2 separate regions of the Mus musculus genome follow, and region 2 is linked to region 1. The links are chromatin contacts, found by Hi-C or POLR2A ChIA-PET in ENCODE. All regions are on one chromosome and are shown on one strand. The core of a region is the stretch at or near the end of the contact, and the rest is flanking DNA. Distances in the headings are between cores, read along the strand shown. Region 1 holds the start of Patz1 (POZ (BTB) and AT hook containing zinc finger 1). Region 2 holds the start of Pik3ip1 (phosphoinositide-3-kinase interacting protein 1).

The links. Hi-C counts contacts between places; a loop is a spot of excess contacts on that map. ChIA-PET counts read pairs that join two places held with the same protein, here RNA polymerase II (POLR2A).
Region 2: a loop to region 1 is called in a map of left cerebral cortex, with 9 times the contacts of the local background. The contact joins the promoter of Pik3ip1 here to the promoter of Patz1 in region 1. A Hi-C loop is called at or near these places in 18 of 37 maps with a recorded cell type or tissue (T-helper 1 cell, T-helper 17 cell, T-helper 2 cell and 6 more). POLR2A ChIA-PET finds 5 or more read pairs at or near these places in 4 of 5 experiments (Patski and embryonic stem cell).

What each region holds. Positions count from the first base shown.
Region 1 is chr11:3,288,356-3,292,020 of GRCm38, forward strand. Patz1 (POZ (BTB) and AT hook containing zinc finger 1) reads left to right here and starts at 2,102. Exons shown (of 4, transcript NM_019574.3): 1 at 2,102-3,529. The coding sequence starts at 2,259.
Region 2 is chr11:3,329,002-3,332,666 of GRCm38, forward strand. Pik3ip1 (phosphoinositide-3-kinase interacting protein 1) reads left to right here and starts at 1,730. Exons shown (of 6, transcript NM_178149.4): 1 at 1,730-2,003; 2 at 2,914-3,030; 3 at 3,108-3,227. The coding sequence starts at 1,934. It overlaps Gm12592 (predicted gene 12592), which reads right to left and starts at 2,189. Exons shown (of 2, transcript NR_165248.1): 1 at 1,913-2,189.

The sequences.
Region 1 (3,665 bases), core at 852-3,351:
GGGTAAGGGAATTTTCCTCAAGCCTCATTCCTCATTTTATTCAGGAAATCTGGAGTGTAACTGTCTGAGGAGGGTGAATTCTCAACTTTGTCCGGGGCACAGGTTACAAAACTGGCTCACAGAAGCCAAGTAACTGGCACCGAGACATAACGAGAGCGCTCAGGTCTAGGATTTGAACTAGGGTCCTCTTTACAGTGCCATGCCGAAAAGCCTCAGTGAGATGAGTAACAGGCTAGGCGCACGCTGGTGGGAACCCCAAGCCGAGATGAAAGCTGGTCCCGTTCATTTGCATGGTAATACCCAGAATGCTTTTCCACACACACCGCTACATTTAATGGAAGCGCTCAGTTTGGAGCCGTGCAAAGTTTGGAATACGTGCTTCGCTCCTCTCGCAACTGTGGGAACTTCGCGCCAGTACACGTGCTTTGCCTACAGTCTCTGATACCAATAGCTCAGCGACAGCCCAAGCAGACGAACCTGTGTGCAACCCTCGCCTAATAGCATCCTCAGGCGTCTTAGGGACAATGCGCTCTAGCCTGGCCGCACGGTCCGTGGTCAAAGTGGCCGGCATTTTGCCGGGCGGCAAGGGCTAATAAGCAAGCTTCTGGCTTGGGGAAGATCGAGGGGGCTTCTTGATCTCTGGATTCCCTAGTTTTCTTACAAAACTGCTGGGACATGCAGGGGTCGTTGATTTTGTCCATCGCCATCATACTGTCCCTTCTCTGAGCTGGCTTGTGACTTCACGCTCCCTGGGGCACAAAGCCCAAGTAGCTGTGGGTGGGGAAAACGACCTATCTCTAGTTATCCAGGCGTGCCGGGCATTTGCCTCGGTCAGTGTGAGGCAGGCAGAAGGTTCCGCCTGCGTCGGATCGGGATCCCGTCTCCTTCCTAGGGCAGCAGAGCGGGAGGTCTCAGCCGACTTCTAGGGATTTCGGCCATCAAAGGAGAACTAGGCAGGGTGCTGATGCCCGTCCGACCTGCGGGTGCGCAAGGTAGGCTGGGGGGCTCAGATCCACAGGCTCTGGCTGCCCATCCCGCACGCTCGCCTACACTCTGGGCGGGCAGCGGAGGGGCGGCTGTAGCTGGTTTGCTGGCTCGGCGCTCAGATCGTATTGGCCGGGGTCGGGGGGGGGGTGGTGGTGTGTGGGGGGTGGTTGAGGCTGCAGCCCCGGGCCCCGCGGGCGGGGTGGGGAGGCGGAGGATCAGGCTGCGCTAGCATTGGCGGAGCTGGGGAGTGGGGGCAGGAAGCGAGCGGAGCGGAGCTGCAGGGGGGGGGGTTGTATAAATAGGGAATGGGGGACGTGCATCCTCCGCTGGGTGAGGGGGGGGGGCGTTCGGCACAAAGAAAGTGGAAAGTTTGCAGCGCTAGGCGGCCCAAGCTAGGGAGCCGGATGCGCACGTGCTGAGTCGGGGCGACCGAGACCCCCCACGCCGAGCTCGCTGCTTTTTTTTCTTTCTGCAAGCTGGGGGGGGGGGTGTTGTTGGTATCGCCCCCTCCTTCTCCTCCCCCCAGGGGTGAAAGTGCAAGAGGAAGTGCAGCCGCTGCCATCTTTCCTCCGTTCCGAACGCACGGAGCCTGGGGCCGCAGCGCCGCCGCCACTCGTGCCTGGCTTGGGAAAGGGCCCACCCTGCTACTGCCACCCGCTCGCTTCGGCCGCCGCCTTCGCCGGGCTCCAAGACTCGGCCTACGCCACCGCCCCTGTGCGCGCGGACCGCCGCCTTCGCCTTCGCCTTTTGTTTCCTTTGCTCCGGCGCCCCCACCCCGGCTCGCGCTTTGCAGGGGACGCAGCGCGCGCCCCCAGTGGGCCCGGGAAAAGCCTCGGAGCGCGCGCTTGCGCTTGCGCGGCGGACCCCTCCTCCTCCCCGCGCGCGCGCGCGCGCCTTTTGGCCGCGCGCCGGCGCCGCCTGGCGGGCGGGAGGGGAGGTGGCAGCTGCGTTTGCAGGAGGGGCGCACCTCTTCGCTCGTTTACCCCTGGAAGGTAGACCTAGAGAGGGAGGCGGGCAGGCGGAGAGGGAGTGCTACGCGGGTCCGGCGGAGGTTAAGGGCGGCAATGTGGGGGGCAGTGCCCCGCTGGGTCTAGCCCTTTTTATTAGAGCAGGGGGCGTGTGCGCTGGGCGCACCTGAGAGTACTACCGAGCCCTGGGCCGCACGTGCGGGGAGTGTGAGTGGTCCGCTGCAAAAGGCGTCTCGCTGCCTAAGGGAAGGGACCAGGGACTGGCGGGTGCCCGGCCCGGCGAGTGGGGAAGGGGCAGCGACCATGGAGCGGGTCAACGACGCTTCTTGCGGTCCGTCGGGCTGCTACACCTACCAGGTGAGCAGACACAGTACGGAGATGCTGCACAACCTGAACCAACAACGCAAAAACGGCGGGCGCTTTTGCGACGTGCTCCTACGAGTAGGCGACGAGAGCTTCCCAGCGCACCGCGCCGTACTGGCTGCCTGCAGCGAGTACTTTGAGTCTGTGTTCAGCGCCCAGTTAGGCGACGGCGGAGCTGCAGATGGTGGTCCTGCTGATGTGGGAGGCGCGGCGGCGGCTCCAGGCGGCGGAGCTGGAGGCAGCCGCGAACTGGAGATGCACACCATCAGTTCCAAAGTGTTCGGAGACATCCTGGACTTCGCTTATACGTCCCGAATCGTTGTGCGCCTAGAGAGCTTCCCCGAGCTCATGACGGCCGCCAAGTTCCTGCTGATGAGGTCGGTCATCGAGATCTGCCAGGAAGTAATCAAACAGTCCAACGTGCAGATCCTCGTGCCCCCTGCCCGGGCTGATATCATGCTCTTTCGCCCACCTGGGACTTCTGACTTGGGCTTCCCTTTGGACATGACCAACGGGGCAGCCATGGCAGCCAACAGTAACGGTATTGCTGGCAGTATGCAGCCCGAGGAGGAGGCTGCCAGGGCCACAGGTGCTGCTATTGCGGGCCAAGCTTCTCTGCCTGTGTTACCCGGGGTGGACAGATTGCCCATGGTGGCTGGACCCCTATCCCCCCAACTACTGACTTCTCCGTTCCCTAATGTGGCATCCAGTGCACCTCCACTAACTAGCAAGCGAGGCCGGGGACGCCCCAGGAAGGCCAACCTGCTGGACTCCATGTTTGGGTCTCCAGGGGGCTTGAGGGAAGCAGGCATCCTTCCATGTGGCCTGTGCGGGAAGGTGTTCACTGACGCCAACCGGCTCCGGCAACATGAGGCCCAGCACGGCGTCACAAGCCTCCAGTTGGGCTATATCGATCTTCCTCCTCCAAGGCTGGGTGAGAATGGGTTACCCATCTCCGAGGACCCCGATGGCCCCAGAAAAAGGAGCCGGACCAGGAAGCAAGTGGCTTGTGAGATCTGTGGCAAGATCTTTCGTGACGTATACCATCTCAACCGGCATAAGCTTTCCCACTCGGGGGAGAAGCCGTACTCGTGCCCGGTGTGTGGTCTGCGGTTCAAGAGAAAAGACCGAATGTCGTACCATGTGAGGTCCCATGATGGGTCAGTGGGCAAACCGTACATCTGCCAGAGCTGTGGGAAAGGTTTCTCCAGGTGAGGATGGCACCCTCCCCCACTCCCTGCTGTGTATTATCTTAGTTCTGTCTCGAGACAGATCCTTCCCAGGATCTGGGGATGTGGATCTTGTGGGGGTAGAGGGTCACTGGACCTTAATAGAACATAACATGTT
Region 2 (3,665 bases), core at 480-2,979, 40 kb after region 1:
ACCCTCCTGTCTCCGACTCCAGAGCTGGGATTCCAGACTTGTACTCCCCTACTCAGAATGTTGCATTAGGGATCAACAAAAGGGTTCTGACATGTCAACTGAGGTGTTTTAAAAGGACAAGGCTCTGCACCTATGAGATCTGAGCTCAAATCTTTAGCGCACACATTAAAAGCCAGACATGGTTATGTGTACCTAAAACCCAGCACTGGAGAGCATAGACAGGGTCCCCACAACTGGAGAATGTAGCCAGGAGCCAGCAGCCCAGCTTAAAGGTCACACTTTTGGTCCAGTAAGAGAACCTGTTTCAAGGTAGTAAGACACTGGGCATCCTGTTCTGACTTCCTTATTTACACACATGGGCACACACCATGTGATCTGACCCTACACACACACATACCACACACATATATACACACCACATGCACACCCCCCCACCCCTCCCCAACCCCACCCCCACACGCACACACACGCACTCTTTGGGGGGCGGTGTTTATATGTGTGTTTTGCCAGCATATGTGTATGTGCATGACTGAGTATCAGAGGAGGGAGTCCATATTCTGGATCTGGACACAGATGGCCTTATGCTAAGTGCTGGGAACTGAACTAAGTGCTCCGCAAGAGCAACAAGTGCTCGTAACTAATGAGCCACCTCCCCAGTCCGGACAATGGTTTTAAAAGGCATGTCAGGTGGTTTGGGGACATGGTTCAGAGACTAGGAGTACTTGCTGCTCTTCAAGAAGAGCTGACCCGAGTTCCACTGCCTACTTCAGCTACCTCCCATGGTCGACAACTGCCTATAACCCCAGTTCTTGAGGCCCTGAAGTTTTCCTATGGCCTGAGTACAGACACAGATAAACCCACAAATAAAAATAACCCTTTTCTTCTTAAAAGACACATCAGGGTTCAATCACTTCTCATAGTTAGAATCACATTAGCTTTCCACTATGATAAAGTCTATAAAACTTACTTCATAGTGTTATTTTTTTCCTCCCTACATTGTGGCAAGATCAAAACAGAGTTTCTATTCTTGGATTTGCCCCAGTCACAAGGTAGTCTTGGCAAACCACCCTGTTCTCTCAGTTTACTGAGGCTGCTTGGGAACTTCAACTGCCAGCCAAATAGAAACTCCAAAAGCCCTAAGTTATGTGGATGTGGTTTAACTGTAGACACAAATTATTGCAACTAGATTTCCTATATACTGCTTGAGGGGAGTTGGAAGGAAGACATTTTACTTCTGGGCTGGTAAAAAGGGTGGACTTTACAATATAGCTAAAGGAATTCAATGTTTGTGTAACATGTATTTTCAGCTAATGATACCCTTTCTGTGTTCCTACTATATATGGATAACCCAAACCTCAAATGTTAGTAAAGGAATGTGACTGAACTGGCCCTAGCAAAGTACAATTTAAATATATTGCTTCCAGACAGATAATTCTTAGTTGTGCTGTCTATGTGGTCTTAAATTCTTCCTGCTTCTGCAATCAGCATCCGCTCTTACAACTGTGTAGTGCTTTTGGGGCTCCTAATCCACCCCACTCCACGATGCCTTCTGACACAGTGACTCTGTACTCACACTGGTGGAAAAGGAAGAAAAGCCCTGGGCATGCAGTTGTGCAGGTCTCACGCGGAGCTGCTGCTAAGCAAAACCTCTCTGCCACTCTCGGCTTGGCTGAGTTCCTCTCTTGGCTCAGGGTTAGTGATCTGGTAAGGTCTAGGAGGCTTAGGACCCAGGGGGCGCCTTTCAGCTGAAAAACACCTCGGCTGCAGCAAGCTAGCTGGGAAGCTCCCAGTTCTAAAGAGAGGCTGTTTACCAGAAGAGCATAACAGGGGCCGGCCAGTCTGACTGCAAGGAGACAAAACTGCTGCCAAGGAGGACCCCCCCCCCCCATTTGGACACTGGCTGTTGAGTCACCTGCGAGCCGAAGAGACGAGGATGCTGTTGGCTTGGGTACACACATTTCTTCTCAGCAACATGCTTCTGGCAGAAGCCTATGGATCTGGAGGTGAGATTACGTTTTCTCCCCCTTTCTGCAGCAACTTAAATGAAACAGATTCCCCAAACGTGGTCAGGCCGACAGGGAAGGAAGGTTTTGGCTGCTTTTCTCGTTATCCTACGAAAGCATTCTTCTCTCCTCTCTCCTTCCTTGCCAGAGGCTTGCAGCTCCATCTTTGCCATTAAGAACAAAGACAAGTAGTCACTTTCTCTTTCCCTTTCCTTTCACACGAGTGGATGGAGTGGAATTCGTCTCTTCTACTCCCCAGAGTCTTACCCTTTTAAAGTCCGTTTGCTTTGTGTGGCAGGCGCACGAACCTCCCCTCTCCAGCCTCCTCCCGTGGCTCTCTGCTGAGGGGAGTGGGAGCTTAAGAGATGAGGCAGAGACCCTCAGCTGGGGTCTCTATTGGATCTTTTGCTTCCCTGAATCAAAGGCTTTTGTGGAATTCTCTTGGGAGCTGGCGGTGTCTGTTAAACTAGCAGAAAGTGGCTGTATTCGTAGAGAAGGGAACACCAGTTTATATAACATTGACTTCTCAACACTGGGATGACTTCCATGTCTGACTGCCCAGAACCAAACTCACCATCTCCACAGAAAGACCTTAGGGAGAAAGACCTTCTTGTACCTTCAAAGTGGTCCCAAGTCCAAGAATAACAACCCTTTGCAGTTGTGCAGCGATCTTAAGCTTTTTTAAAAGGAAGGAAGGAAGGAAGGAAGGAAGGAAGGAAGGAAGGAAGGAAGGAAGGAAGGAAGGAAGGGAAGGGAAGGGAAGGGAAGGGAAGGAAGAAGAAAGCTAAATCGAGTGTTGTGTGTGGACCAAACGCCGCCAGGGGCGTGACACTCTGAGGTACACAGGGCTTTCTCCCGCGGGGCCAGAGAAACGCACTAAGAGTCTCGGGCGGGTTCCTCTTCCTCATAGGCTGCTTCTGGGACAACGGCCACCTGTACCGGGAGGACCAGCCCTCGCCCGCGCCGGGTCTCCGCTGCCTCAACTGGTTGGCCGCGCAAGGCAGCCGCGAGTCGCTCACCGAGCCCAGTGAGTGTCCGCCGGGGAGGCGGGCGGGGTTGGTGGGCGGCGGCCGCGGCCCTTGACTCCTCTTCTCCCCACCTCAGGCCCGGGCAACCACAACTACTGCCGGAACCCGGACCAGGACCCGCGCGGGCCCTGGTGCTACATCAGCAGCGAGACCGGCGTCCCTGAAAAGCGGCCCTGCGAGGACGTGAGTTGCCCAGGTACTCGCCCTGGGACCACGGGTAAGGGACTCCAGCCCTGTGCGCCGAGCAGCGCTGCAGCGGTTACACCCGCCGCGCACGTGCGGCCGCTCGACGCCCGTCCCGCCCCGTCCCCACCCCCGCGCCGTCCGATTGGCCAGAGCTATCTCCAGGCAGCGGAGCTCAAAGCCCATTGGCCGCCGCAGCATTCGGAGTGAGCTCATCCTCTGCGAGCGCTTGTAAACAACGGTGGGAGGCAGCTTGCCTGCCTGTTCCGCCAAGCGCCCCGCCAGCCTTTACTGTGTAGCGGATGCTGTGAGCCAGGCCCCATGCTCACAGTCCCCGGGGAGAAGCTGTGTGAGGGCTCTGAGTCACCCAGAAGTTTGACCACCTGCCAAAGGCAATGGGTGTGTTCTGATTTGAATTCAAAGCTTTTAGACTTCAGAAAACTAAAATAGT